2 separate regions of the Homo sapiens genome follow, and region 1 is linked to region 2. The links are chromatin loops, found by intact Hi-C in ENCODE. Cell type or tissue: Calu3. All regions are shown on one strand. Links, peaks and the distances in the headings refer to the core of each region. The heading gives the core; the rest is flanking DNA. Region 1 overlaps JRKL (JRK like). Region 2 overlaps MAML2 (mastermind like transcriptional coactivator 2).

What was found. Hi-C counts contacts between places; a loop is a spot of excess contacts. Peaks named below come from ENCODE experiments on the same cell type or tissue, not always from the same donor. Only the 100,000 strongest peaks of a DNase experiment are listed, where the experiment ranks them.
Region 1: it touches region 2 in a loop (9-fold over the local background); 28 of 110 quality-filtered maps call a loop at or near these places.

Annotation. Positions count from the first base shown.
Region 1 is chr11:96,392,513-96,395,322 of GRCh38, reverse strand. JRKL (JRK like) reads right to left here. Exons shown (of 2, transcript NM_001261833.2): 2 at 1,762-2,810. Among named protein-coding and RNA genes, the nearest start is that of JRKL, 3.9 kb to the right of the region's middle. In Calu3, for the core only: a CTCF peak has its summit at 1,401 (motif pointing right); no DNase peak of the experiment used is centred there.
Region 2 is chr11:96,055,043-96,057,852 of GRCh38, reverse strand. All of the region lies in intron 2 of MAML2 (mastermind like transcriptional coactivator 2), which reads left to right. Among named protein-coding and RNA genes, the nearest start is that of MTMR2, 130 kb to the right of the region's middle. In Calu3, for the core only: no CTCF peak of the experiment used is centred there; a DNase peak (open chromatin) is centred at 1,662.

The DNA.
Region 1 (2,810 bases), core at 160-2,659, 340 kb before region 2:
ATACCAAAGGAAAAAAAAAAAAAAAAGAAACCACTACAACTGCCCACTGGAGGAAATGGAGAGAAGAAAGGGCATGTGTATGCATTAGGAAAGGCTAAGAAGAGATACAGATAATAATGTTGCTACTTCAGACCAAGGCAGCTGAGCTGTATTTTGACACTTATGAGTGGCATAAGGAGGTATAATAATTTTGATATGAGTAGAGATGTCAACAACTGAGTTAAATAATTATTTGAACTTCTTAACCCATCTGGGTGGCTCTGACATTATGATGCTAATGGAGAGTTCACTATGGATGGGAAGCAAAGCATTAATTTTAATTTCCCTTCTAGACTAAGTCCAATTTCTCAATTGAATATATAAATCATAGAGCCAGACAGGGTGACTGGATCACATGCAGATAAGGGAAAAGGATGAAGTCACTCAGGAGCAGCAAAAATCAAGACCAATGCATAGCTTAGAATGTAAAGGGTATACAGAATAGAAATCAGAGGAGAAATGAATAAGCAACTAAATCTTGATGGTTTTTTTACATAGCTCACATCTTGTTATGTTGGTTCTTTTATATGAGCTTACAATTGAGGCAGATGGTTTTGGGGTTTTTTTTTTTTTCAAACATGTATAGTTTTTCCACCTTGATTTCAAGATGTTCAAGGAAAGCAACCTCTTCCCTTTCTTTCATATTTTCCTAAACCCACCACAGCTGGCAGTCTTCGACATACAGTAAAACTCAATAAATTTTTAATTTACTGGATTTCATCATGACAAAGAATTCAACTTTCTACAACCCCCTCGCCACAAAAAAGCCCAAATCTCTCAGAAAAAAAAGCAACATTATAATTTCCTACATGATCTTGTATTAGGTATATCTGCTCTCACAAAATTCTTGACTACTGGAAGTGTAAGAAACATTGCACTGTTATTGGCTTTCTGAGAGTATTGTGTCAAGGCATATCAATGAGAAAAAAATTCATGAAACTGGTGAGAGAACATAAGCCAATGGCAAATTTTTAAATAGATAAATAGAATGCCAAACACAGCCTCTGGTAAGGCACTGATAGAATAGGAATTAGGAGCTAAGGATATACAACTTTGGGGGCAGATACAGAACCCAAATAGCTTTTGGCTTCAACTGCTACAACTACTGATCAGCCTTTATAATTAAGGATAGAAGGATCCAAAACAGGGCTAGAGTACCAGTGTTGGCAGATTTCAGAGAATAGCTGTAAACCAAAGAAGAGCAGTCTCTTACAGGCTAGAGAAAGAGTCACAAGATTCACACTTATGGCCACAGAACAGTGAACCTTTTACTGGGGATTCAAGTTTAAAATCACACAGCTTAACAGTAATGTTAGTTTTACCACTAGGTGGCAATGACACAGCTGCATTGGGCTGACATGATTAATTTTAAAAACTGTGCAAATCCAGACAGAAATTCCAAGATCTGTAGTACATATTTTCATTTTAGAAAAATTATTTTATGTACAGCTTACTTTATAGCAGAACGTGTCATTATCTGATTCAATATGTATGTTAACTTCTGATGGTTTTTCACACTCTACACTGAGGAAATTCATGCAATAAACACTATTTTTAAACACTTTCATCACACATCTTCTGAAAAATATAGACATACACCTATCATGAAAATAAGAGAAATTATGGAAAACTAAAAATACTTTTGAAGTTTTAGTATTCTACAGAAAGCACTATAAAATGTTACGTATTTCAACAAAAAAAGTTAAACCTTTAAAAAATGACTAATAGAGAACAATTGTAATTTATTTTTTAAAAATTTTTGGCCAAAACATGAAATAGCATGGAAACACTTTACTTTTAAATTACAAGTTACATTAATATTCATATGTGCAAAGTAGTTTCAATGTCTTGAATAAACATACTTAGTTTACAAAAAAAATTTATCAAAATTCTGATTTAGATTACATTTTAGCAGATTAATCCCTTTTTATATGTATTAAAATAATAAACAATAATATTCCTTAGTGTCTGGCACTTTCAGTAATTATTTCTGCTTTCTTCATAAAACAGGATACAAACATATGACTTATTTAAAATCATAAAACTTTATTATTGTAATTTCCTTTTCTCATCAAAGGGCCAGATATGACAATATTTTTCAAATTATAGACAACATTTGTGAGTATGCAGTAAAAACACTAAAAAAAAAAAAAAAAAAACTTATTAAATCTCAAATTCCCAAGATGTTCCCCCATATAAGGTGGGAGCTCATATCATCACATGTAACATTACAAAACCTGTACTATAAAATTAGATGAATAAATAATAAACCTATACTATTACCAAATTCATAATAAAAAGATCAACTTACCAAATTAAAATCAGCCTATTTATTCCCTTTGTATAAATAACCTAAAGTTCCCCAGGTTTTTATTTCCCAGTTTCCTACAAATGAATTGATCAGAATGCCTCTTTATAGATCAGCTTTCCCATAGTTTCTCTCTCATTTGGCAATAACTTCCCATATTTACTTCATTTCCAGAATAATCTCCCCCTCTTGCAACCCACACAAATGTAAGAGAATGAAGGCATAATTTCTATAATTCATAATTATTTCCCCATTATTGAATTTCATTTTTGAATTATTATAAATCATCCTGAAATCTAATAATATAAATCTTTCTCATCCTATCAGTCTATTAAAATATACAAAACATCATTTAAGATGGTTAACACAAGAAAAGATAACTATGGCAGCCTTCATAAATCAAGCAAAAGATTTCAGAAAAGTGCTTCAGTCTGTTCAGTTATCTCTAACTTTCACTAGAAAA
Region 2 (2,810 bases), core at 222-2,721:
ATCACTCTCAGTTGTGTAAAATGAAAAAGATTAAATTGTGTTTGGTATATTTTGTTTCCAAAGGCAGAGAAGTATGAAATGCACTTTAAGGAAGATTTCTGTTCAGAAGTTTTGGTTTCAGTGGTCTACAGAGTTTACTTTTGTGGAACACCTCGTTCTCTGCCAAAGCCAAATAGATGAAGTGTTGCTGTATTTAGAAAATAAGGAAAGTGAAACATTTGTCGTAATAATGTGAATCTTTTTAAAATAATTGTTAAGAAAAACTATAAAACTGGCATACTTTTTAAAAAGATTATTCAGGAGCAAACTCAGCTCTATTAGGAGCTTTTTGAGGAACAATACTATTTTATTTTGGTTACCAGGTCTAGATTAGGACTCGACACTCTGAGGTTGTTTGTTTTTGGATGGAGAAATGGATAGATGCCTGGATGTATGAATGAATAGATGGATAGATAAATGGACAGACATTGAAGAGATGGAGGGATGGATAAATGACGTTATTTTGGCTTAAGTTGCATTTAGGAGAAGTTAAAAGGATGTGAGAGAGGCATGCAGGGGATATCAACTCCAAATCAGGAACGAAATGGCTTCTAGAGAGCTCACTTCAAAGAGAATAAATTTGAGAGTCAGAGAAACAGAAAGGATGCACAGCAGTAGTGAGATCCTGGCATCCATGGCACTCATGGATGTATAACTGATTCTAGTGTGTAAGTCATAAACAAAAAAGAAAACCCCAAGTTCTTGTCCTACTTCTGCTACTGTAGATCTGGGTGATTTGGGGGCAAACCTTTTATACTTCTCGGGCTGCATTTCTTTAATCAGCAAACTCAGAAGGTGAAACTAGATCATTGAAAGTCTACACTACTGATGTAGATCAATACACCAAACAACAAATTTCATTTCAAGGACATTGGTATTCTTAGAATACAATTAACATCCTCTTGCCTTTGTCTAAAGCACTTACTTTGCAGTCAAAATGGCTTGTCCACATTATTATTTTTTGAATGAAAAGATTTGTGCCTCCCACACGTAGGGCTTGGTGTATTGTGAATGGTAGCCTACACATACGCAAATGAGAACTGGGAAGATAATTAAATCTGAGGTGGAAATAGAGTAGACTTGTGAATGAACAAAGAAAGTGTATTTCTCTGGAAGCCAAGATGTCAAAGGTACATTTTATTGATACTGTATACTCTCAGCTTCCATGTAAATCAGTATTCTCATGCTTCAAATGTTCTAACCTTGCATTTCTGAAGAATCTATTGTGTATATTAACAGCGGCTGTGGCAGGAGATGTCAGGCATTTTTAAATTCCAGATTTAAAGAGATTCATGAATGTGCATGATGCTACACATAAAGAATTGAATGGTCAAATGCACTTTATTTTGAGCTAAAAGTTAGAACAAAAGAGATTCATGTCAAAGACTTTGGATTCCCAACCTGGGCTTTTTTTTTTTTTTTTTTCCTCAGAAAATAGCCATAAAACTAAAAGAGAGAACATGTGACCCAAAGGATTCTAAAATGCTTCAGAATTTTAGAATCCTTTCCAATGGCTCAGTTTGGGCAAACTAGCTCCAGACCCCACCACTATCCAAGCTCCACCATCCTTTCTTATGACTCACACTCACAAATGAGTGCTAAGAGCCTGCCCTGTGGGGGCAGGGATGCCCTGTTAGAACAAACATGAGCTGAAGGTGAACCCAAAAGTAATTTGGTTCCATCCTTTATATTACATAGATGAAAACCGCCTTCCAGGGAGGTGAAGTGATTCACAAAGTAACACAGCAAGTCACACAAGTCTTTTGATTTCTAACCCATTGCTTTTGTCATGGCCACATTGATCCCTGACAAATAATATAAAACAAGGAAACCAGACCCTTTTAAAAAAAAGGTTATAATGCTATTACTTTTTTTCAAATGAGCCATTTTTTACCTTTTCACTTTGTTGCTTTTGTCTTGTCAGCTTCTTGTAGAAAGATGACTTAGTACATGAAAATTCAACTTGGCATTTTCTTTAGACAAAGTGATCTTTTAAATGTAGCCAACATTTCTTTTGGAGTATGACTCCATTTCACATAACACAGCCTAAGATTGATGTTTACTAAGTTGGTTGTTCAAATCATGTTCGGCGCTTGGTTACATGGGCTGTTTCTTTGTCTCTGTCTCTCCCTCTCTCTCCTTTTTCTTTGTGCTTGACACAAAAGGATGGGGGCCCCAGGATCATCTGGAAATGGATCAGTGTATTCATGTGTGAGCTTTACAAAGCACTGGAGCAAAGGTGTCATTAAACGTTAGAAGTCATTCAATCACACCCATCTTTTCATACAAAGTATAGAGAGAAAAGGCTCTGTATGGTAACTATGCATAAAGCTTTGTGTATTCATTTACCCTCACTTCTTGGAGTAGCTGGCTCTTTTTTTTCCCCCCTGCCTCTTTCCTCTCTTAGAGGAGGTTTGAGATTAGCTTTGCTTGTCTAAATCTGCCATTAATACTAAGCTCTTGTGTAGTGCTGAAAGCAATTAAAGTAATAGATTTTTAAAGAGAGCTTGTGGGTTTAATTCTGATTATGTTTCCTTTCAAATTATTGAGGTTTTCTTAGGCGTCCATGGTAGTGCCATGGGCATGGCAAGAGAGAAGTATGACTCTTACCAAGAAAAAGGGAATGAATGGTCTACCCTTAATTATATTTCCAGCAACCTTTTCTAGGTACTAAATGTAGAAGTCAATTAAGGGAGGTTTCAATGTATCAGTATCCTGTTTGTCCTGAAATGTAAATGGAAGTTAGGAGAGTTTTGAAGCAGATGCCATCT